Regions from separate parts of the Homo sapiens genome. Here region 2 is linked to region 1. Evidence: read pairs that join two places in POLR2A ChIA-PET (ENCODE). Cell type or tissue: HepG2. All regions are shown on one strand. Links, peaks and the distances in the headings refer to the core of each region. The heading gives the core; the rest is flanking DNA. Region 1 overlaps MYOM1 (myomesin 1). Region 2 has its middle 25 kb from the start of LPIN2.

Evidence for each region. Peaks named below come from ENCODE experiments on the same cell type or tissue, not always from the same donor. Only the 100,000 strongest peaks of a DNase experiment are listed, where the experiment ranks them.
Region 2: POLR2A ChIA-PET joins it to region 1 with 5 read pairs; 4 of 35 experiments call an interaction of 5 or more read pairs at or near these places.

What each region holds. Positions count from the first base shown.
Region 1 is chr18:3,115,464-3,119,854 of GRCh38, reverse strand. It overlaps MYOM1 (myomesin 1), which reads left to right. Exons shown (of 38, transcript NM_003803.4): 21 at 3,340-3,524. Among named protein-coding and RNA genes, the nearest start is that of MYOM1, 100 kb to the left of the region's middle. In HepG2, for the core only: no CTCF peak of the experiment used is centred there; DNase peaks (open chromatin) are centred at 1,446 and 2,144.
Region 2 is chr18:3,035,651-3,040,041 of GRCh38, reverse strand. No RefSeq gene overlaps it. Among named protein-coding and RNA genes, the nearest start is that of LPIN2, 25 kb to the right of the region's middle. RefSeq lists a silencer at 757-1,051. In HepG2, for the core only: no CTCF peak of the experiment used is centred there; a DNase peak (open chromatin) is centred at 2,441.

The sequences.
Region 1 (4,391 bases), core at 1-4,000:
CCTGCCTCCACACCGCACCTCGGAATTTCCTCCAAGAGAACCTACAACCTGGAATGAAATTCAAAGTACTATATGGTCAATATTTAAGGGAAAAGAATTCTCTTGGCCCCTTGTGTTTACCTAAAATATTTTAATGATAATATTAAATAATAGGTAGCAATGTAAAACTGAGTATAAATTCCTTATGCTTGTGTTCCCAGTAAATCCTAGAGCCCTCATCGCTCAGCCTGTGCGAGGAGTAGGATTAGCACAGGCAGCCGGCTTGAGTGCAAATGAATGTTTAAAAGGAATTCCAATCTTTGTTTTTGCTTCTGAAAGGCCACTTAAAGGTTATCCAATTTATATCCCACAGCAAAATTTCTCAAACACTTCTCCCTGCACTTCTTTGTTCTCATATATTGTTATGCTGCTGGGAAGGTTCTCATTTATTAGCCCCCCAAAATCTCTCCCTCCATACCCAAGCTATGTGGCTTCTTAGGCTCTCCTTCTCCCTCCTCCCAGCTCTTCATCATATCACATGGATGGATTTCGTGCACCTGTCTAGGGTTTAAGGCTGACCTCTCTCCGCTTGCCTCTCTGCACTGACTTTTCCAGCCCTTTCTCTCTAAGCATTTTCCAAACTCTGAGCCAAAAGAAATTTCCTGGAACCTGGCAAATACTGTTCTTCAGAGGTCATCATAGGGAGTGGTTGGGTGGGCAGGGAAGAAAGTGGGAAGTGGGGCGAGGATGGGGCTGGGGGAAACTTACCTTGCTTGTAACTCTTACAGAGTTATAAAGACAAAATAAAATAAAATAAAAATTGAATGCAAATTTACTAAGCCGTTAAGATTTAAACTAGCAATAGTAAGGTATGCGGGGGGTGATTTTATGTCCCTGGTGCCTCTTGCTTCCTCTGTTTGAAACCCTTTGCCCTTGAAGACCATCACGTTGCCTTTGCTGAACTTCTCTGTCAGGTGTGAATAACAAGATTCCAAGAGAAACTCAAGAGCAGTTCAGGTGCTCTCTCGACTTCAGCAAATAGAGAGAGACAAACACATTGCTCTTTCCTTGCAGTTCCTTGAGGCCAGTTGGTATTTCTTAAGTCCTTTCTGCCACCTGCATAAAAGTGGGTCTATTTTCAAATTCTTGCAATTCCTGAGTAAAGTGAAATGCAATCGACTAGAGACTAAGAAATTCCGAGCAGGCCTGTAGAAATTTTTTTTGATCAAAAGTGATGTCGTTGGCTGGGTGCGGTGGCTCATTCCTGTAATCCCAGTGCTTTGGGAGGCTGAGGCAGGGGGATTGCCTGAGCCCAGGGGTTCAAGACCAGGCTGGGCAACGTGGTGAGGCCTCATCTCTTAAAAAATGTTTTTTAATTAGCTGGGCATGATGGTGCATGCCTGTAGTCCCAGCTACTCAGGAGGATTGCTTGAGCTCACGAGGTCAAGGCTGCAGTGAGCTGTGATCACACCACTGTGCTCCAGCCTGGATAAGAGTGAGGCTCTGTCTGTCTTTAAAAAAAAGTGATGCAGTTGACAAAGAAAGGTTGCAGGTGAGCGCTGTCAACTTAGAGAAGAAATGGAGGGGGCAGCCCTCCACCCTCCTGACACCCTGGCTTCTCAGTCCCATCCTTGACTTACTGAGTAGTGTAAAGCAAGTCTCACTTCAAGAAATCCCTTATGGAAGAAAGCAATAAGAATGTTTTGTCATCCTGTTTTACAGATGAAAAAATTGACACTCAGGTTAAATGATGCCCAGAGGGTCACAGAGGTAACAAGTAGCATAATTAGGGTAGGAAACTAGGTCTGCTTTTCCCTAGACTAGAGCTGCTAGGAAACAGCAGAGCATAGTTCCTCATCTGTAGGGCAGGGATACTGCTCCCAATCTAGATGCCTCCCTGGGTTCTCAGGATGACACAAGATCATGGTTATAAAAGCCCTTTGCAAAACAGAACATGCCACATTCGTGTGAGGTATTTGGTATTAATATTTAAATATAGCTTTATACAAAACATCGGAAGGCAAGCATGACGCATATTTGTAGCCATGAAGCCAAGGTAAAGGGCCAAACAAATATTGAACTATCAATTACACAACACCAAAGCATGGCATAACAGAGTATGTCCTTCTACAAGTTGGCTTTCAGGCTACTGTGAGTCACTTCAGGTGATTTTGATTGGTTGGCTAGATGTCAGTTGTTATTTAAAAAAAAAAAAAGGAAAGGAAAAAATAAATTTTTTCACCTGCGTAGCAGCTGGTGGTCATGCAAAGATACAGGCAATCACTTAGTAGTTTGGACTTTGCCAAGAATGTGAATAGCATTCATACAGGCCACATTTTGGCTTTCTCCCTGCAGAGGGTTATGAAGTGTCTTGGCTTCTCTGAGCTTTCTTTCTGTTAATTGTCTTAAGGAAGAGGGAGATAAATGAATGTAAGGTACCTGGCAGTATTTAGTGCAGATGCAGGGCCCATAGGATTGATTATATTTAATTTGGTAAAAGGATTTTGTAAACCATAACCTATCGTTTGTTTTTACCCATTTGTGGGCTGCGCATACTCTTTACGGGGAAGATTTTCCTCCAATTGGGAGTGATGCTTTTTCCTTTGAAAGAGCTATTACTCTCTATATTCATATGCCATCAAATAGAGCTGCTTTCTTTATACTATTTGAGATTAAGGGGAAATTTTAGGCTGTCACTCAAAAATTATCTGAAACTGGGTGCCAGATATGGTGGCTCCCACCTGTAATCCCAACACTTTGGGAGGCTGAGGCAGAAGAACCACTTGAACCCAAGAGTTCAAGACCAGCCTGGTCAACACAGCAAGACCCTATCTCTATAAAAACTTAAAAAATTAGCCGGGTGTGGTGGTGCACACTTGTAGGTCCAGCTGCTCAGAAGGCTAAGGTGAGAGGATCCCTTGAGCCCAGGAGCTCGAGGTTACAGTGAGCTACCATCACACCACTGCACTCCAGCCTGGGTAACAGGGCAAAACCCTGTGTCTAAAAATAAAAATCAAAAAATATGAATCTGCAGCTAAATCAGACTGTTCCAATAAAAGGTCTTTGAGACTAATGCAGGCCAGAGAATGGCCTGAAGGGAAGTTTTGGGTCCACCCTTTGAGAGGCACCTCAGAGTGGCCTTACCTACCTGCCACCCTTAAAGGGACTCAGTGGGCTAATGTAGAGCAGTACGAAAACGTTGTGAAATGACCACAGAATACTTATTTTTCATGGGAAAGCTAGATTTTGAAAAAAGAACACCAGTGTTAGATTAGCTTGAAGACTTACAAGTGGTTCTAAACGTGTGGAGACGAGTTTTCTCTGTTATGATTTCTACTCATTGGCTTCTCTCTCTCTCAGGACCACCGCACAGTCTCAAGTGTAGTGAAGTCAGGAAAGACTCACTGGTTCTCCAGTGGAAGCCGCCAGTCCACTCCGGGCGGACTCCGGTCACTGGTTACTTCGTGGACTTGAAGGAGGCCAAGGCCAAAGAAGACCAGTGGCGAGGGCTCAATGAGGCGGCTATTAAAAACGTATACCTGAAGGTAAGAGGCTGCTCAGTTCTAGAGCTTCCTCTACTAACTGCTCTACTAATACGAACTTTAAAGTTAGCAAGATAAAACAGAATATCTCCGCTTTGATCTGTTTCATATATTGGGCTCCTGGTAAGATTCCACTGGCAGAGGTTGGGGCTGGGAGAAGTTTCTGATGCTTGAAAGAGTTTGGTTATATTTAACCTGAATTCCTTAGCATAGCTTTGAAATGCACCCAGCAGCTCCTTCCTCTCTCCTTTCTCTCCTTGCCTCAACTTACCCACTACACATTTTTGTTACTCATAGTCTTAAAACCTTACTGCTTACCATCCCCAAAAGGTGATTTTTTCATTCCTCTTTTTTCTAGGGGGATGGTTGATTTGAGGGTGCTGTTTTTATAAAGTTCACACCAGGAAGCCTGTGACTACTGATCCTCTCGAGTCACTCCTGTCTCACGTTACCTCCTCCCTCAGGCCGGTTCTCACATGAGCTCTCAGAGATTAGTGGAACAGGTTCACTCAACCCCCTTATCCATGTCACTGCCTTTCAGGTTCCTCTAGAGTGTGCTCATTGAACCATTTCCTAACTCTGTTGGCCAAAGACTGTTCTGCCATAGCCACCAAATCTCTCATTTGTAGCAAAAGGAAATTTCGAAAGAATATTTTCCGCTAGTGTTAGCAGTGGCACCTGGAGACCCTGATGCCCCAGCGGGGCCTCAGAAACTGTAGGGAATATGATTGCATTACTTACTACTTAGAATGAAATGTGACTGACTTCACCACAGTCACTCAGGAAGTTACACACTGCGTTTGCACAGTCCTATCTTTTGGCAGAAGAGGTCATTGCCTATAAGGTGGGCTTTGGAAGATACTCAAAGTA
Region 2 (4,391 bases), core at 287-4,286, 80 kb after region 1:
GTTACTGTTTACCTTTGAAAAACCCTATGTTTTTTGTCTTCTTTTAAATTCAGATTGGGTGGATCCTTTCATGTTCATTTTTTAATGTCAGTTTGTTTCTTTATAGTATTGTGAGCTGTAAAAAACAGATGAGAAGGGCCGGGCGCAGTGGCTCACGCCTGTAATCCCAGCACTTTGGGAGGCTGAGGCAGGTGGATCACCTGAGGTCGGGAGTTCGAGACCAGCCTGACCTACATGGAGAAACCCCGTCTCTACTAAAAATAGAAAATTAGCCAGGGGTGGTGGCGCATGCCTGTAATCCCAGCTGTTAGGGAGGCTGAGGCAGGAGAATCACTTGAATCTGGGAGGTGGAGGTTGCAGTGAGCCGAGGTCACGCCATTGCACTCCAACCTGGGCAACAAGAGTGAAACTCCGTCTGAAAAAAAAAAAAAGGTGAGAAGCTGCATTTAAAAAAATGACTAAAAAAAATGACAAGACTACCCTCTCCCAAGAAATTAAACATCACCTTTATAATTGAAAGGGAAAGGACATTTTCCCTTTCCCTAAGTCCTTCTGAGGCCTAAAAAAGATACCTCTCTTGTGTTTTTTTTCAAGATTTCTTTTGGTTATACTGCATAATAGATATTAAATGTTTCCTAGTTCTGTATTCCTAATGATTGAGATAACGTTGTTTTTCTGGCTTAAACATGTGAATAGATCAGAACAGAAAACAATGTAAGGGAAAAACTAAATTTTTCAAAGGCATTATGCAAAGTTTCTCATGTGAGCTAATTAGGCTTGTATATTGTGGTGGCTGATGATACAGGCTCTGGGGCCTACTGGGGTCCAATTGCCATTCTGAGCTGCGTGGCCTTAAGCAAAGTAGTTGATCTCAAGGGCATTAGTTTTTCATCTGTAACATGGAGATAATAATAAACTCTAACACTTACAGTCGTTGGGAGGATTGAGTTAATATACATGTAAAGCACTTATTAAGCCTATGTGTTTGTTGTTATTATCCAGTGAATTACAGCCACACTCAGAGAAGCCACAGAGATTAGAGGTTAGGAAAATTTGAATACTTAGAAGAAATCTTTTGGGTAGCAGTATGATTTAATGTATGTTTAAATGCTCTTGGACGAGTGCAGTGGCTCACATCTGTAATCCCAGCACTTTGCGAGGCCAAGGCAAAAGGATCCCTTAAGCCCAGGAGTTTGAGACCAGCTTAGGCAACAAAGTGAGACCTCCATCTCTACAAAAAAATTAAAAATTAGCCAAGCATGGTGGCGTACGCCTGTAGTCCCAACTATTCAGGAGGCTGAGGCGGGCTGAGGTGGAGGATCGCTTGAGCCTGGGAGGTCAAGACTGCAGAGAGCCATTATCACCCCAGTGCACTCTAGCCTGGGTGACAGAGCGAGATCCTATCTCTCTTTTTTATTTTTTGACACGGAGTCTCGCTCTGTCGCCCAGGCTGGAGTGCGGTGACGCGATCTCGGCTCACTGCAAGCTCCGCCTCCCGGGTTCACGTCATTCTCCTGCGTCAGCCTCCCGAGCATCTGGGACTACAGGCGCCCGCCATGATGCCCGGCTAATTTTTTGTATTTTTAGCAGAGACGGGGTTTCACCCTGTTAGCCAGGATGGTCTCGATCTCCTGACCTCGTGATCCACCCGCCTCGGCCCCCCAAAGTGCTGGGATTACAGGCGTGAGCCCGCGCCCAGCCGAAGAGATCCTATCTCAAAAAATAAATAAATAAACAGGCGGGGCACACTGGCTCACGCCTGTAATCCCAGCACTTCAGGAGGCCGAGGCGGGCGGATCACCTGAGGTCAGGAGTTTGAGACCAGCCTGGCCAACATGGTGAAACCTCGTCTCTACTAAAAATACAAAAATTAGCCGAGTGTGGTGGCGGGTGCCCGTAATTCCAGCTGCTTGGGAGGCTGAGGCAGGAGAATCGCTTGAACTGAGGAGGCAGAGGTTGCAGTGAGGCGGGATCACTCCACTGTACTCCAGCCTGGACGACAGAATGATTCCATCTCAATAAATAAACGAACAAATCCTCTTTGCTATTGTGTAAAAAAATCAATTTCTTTTGTAAGTTACTTGCAAAAAGTCCAAACACGAAATGCTAAACAATATGGTTGTAAGAGACCATAAACATCTTAATCTGTAGTTGGAACTAACATATCTTTACCACCAAAGTCTAATAAAGAGCAACTTCCAAGAAGCAAAATGTTTGCCTCCACTTGATAACTTCTGCTTGGAGTTTTAGCCCTGCAGTGGGCATTTGTCCTTTCGCAGCTGCACAAAATCCAAATTCCTTTATTGTGTTAGAGGGAAGATCCTACTATATGAGTCCTGGGAGGGAAAGCCAAACAGCCCAGGCCTTATTGGTTTCTACCTTGTGCTATGTTTAGCCCCCTTCTAGGTACGCAATATATGTTGGCTGAAGTGAAAATGTAAACAGGAAGGAGAAAGGTTTCACAACGAGGAAAGGCTACACGGTGAGTCAGGGCTTTGTGCTCTGTTCCCAACTAGCTCCACTGTGACTAGCTATCTTTGGTCACAAAACTGGCTCAGTTAGTTGCTATTTTCTGCATCAGCATATTTCAAAAGGAAATGAACCTGCTGACTTAAGTGATGTAAGGAGTAATCAATGAATGAAAATTAACTAGAGATATCCATACAAAATTATATTTGTATTTTATACTAAAAGATAAAATATGCCTAACTCACAAATACTCATTATAAGTTTTTTGTTTGTTTGTTTGTTTGTTTGTTTGTTTTTTAGTTTGCTTTAGTTCAGCTCCTAGGAATTTCTATACCATATGTTATTATAAACATTAATTTACTTTATTCTTCATACAATTATAAAATAAAACAGGCCAGGCGTGGTAGCTCATGCCTGTAATCGCAGCACTTTGGGAGGCCGAGGCGGGCGGATCACGAGGTCAGGAGATCGAGACCATCCTGGCTAACACGGTGAAACCCCGTCCCTACTAAAAATACAAAAAATTAGCCTGGCGTGGTGGCGGGCACCTGTAGTCCCAGCTACTCGGAGGCAGGAGAATGGCATGAACCCGGAAGGCGGAGCTTGCAATGAGCCGAGATCGCACCACTGCACTCTATCTAGCCTGGGCGACAGAGCGAGACTCCGTCTCAAAAAAAAAAAAAAAAAAGAATTGTCACTGCTGTTTATTCACCTGCCTTGCCATTTTATGGCTTTTCCCAATGAAAGGAGACAGAAAAACATTTAATGAGAAGTACACACAGTTTGGGAGACATAGCATCTTTAGCAATCTTTACATATTAAATGCTGCACATGTGGGAGCGATAAGATGTAGATCACTTCCTGTAATACCGTTTCCATGTTCCTGAAAATCTGAACATAAAAGGAATTTTTGAAAGTGAAGCTTAATTCTTTTTGAAATCTGCCTTGAATCTTTTTATAAAACAAAGGAGCCTTCTGACATGTGAGCAATAAGCCACCAATTTATCCTGTTTTACCAGCATAGATTTTAGGCTAGAACTAAAACTTCATTGAGCTTTTAGAGGTTTGGTTAACGAATTAACAAATATTGGCTAGGCATGATGGTGCTCATACCTGTAATCCCAGCATTTAGGGAGGGCAAGGTGGGCAGATCACTTGAGTTCAGGAGTTTGAGACAAGCCTGGGCAACATGGTAAAACCCCATCTCTGCAAAAAATACGACAATTAGCCAGGTGTGGGACTACGTGCCTGTAGTCTCAGCTACTCCACAGGCTGAGGTGGGAGGATCCCTTGATCCCAGGAGGTAGAGGTTGCGGTGAGCCAACATTGCATCACTGTGCTCCAGGTTGGGTGACGGAGTGAGACTGTCTCAAGGAAAAAAAAAAAAAAGAATTTACAAATATTAATTGAGCATCTACTAAGTGTCAGGCACTATGCTATGTGCCCAGGTGCATTGGTGAACAAAACAGATAAGATCCTGCTCAAATGAAGTGTGCAGCCTTAAAGGCAAGACAAGCAACAAACAAACAAATAAATGAGATAATTACAAGAGAAAATAAGCAGGACGGTAAGATGGGAGAGTAGGCTGGGTGCAATGGCTCACACCTGTCATCCCAGCATTTTGGGAGGCTGAGGCAGTCTTATTGCTAGAGGCCAGGAGTCCAAAACCAGCCTGATAAACATGGCAAGACCCCGTCTCTACAAAAAAATTTAAAAATTAGCCATGCGTGACGGTGTGTACCTGTAGTCCCAGCTACTCGGGGGTTGAGGTGGGGATTGCTTGTGCCTAGGAGTTTGAGTCTTCAGTGAACTATGATTGCACCACAGCACTCCAGCCTGGGGAACAAAGGGAGACCTCATCTCTACAGAAAAATTTAAAAATAAAAGGAAATGGAGAATAGTGGAGAAAGCAGCCTTAGAAA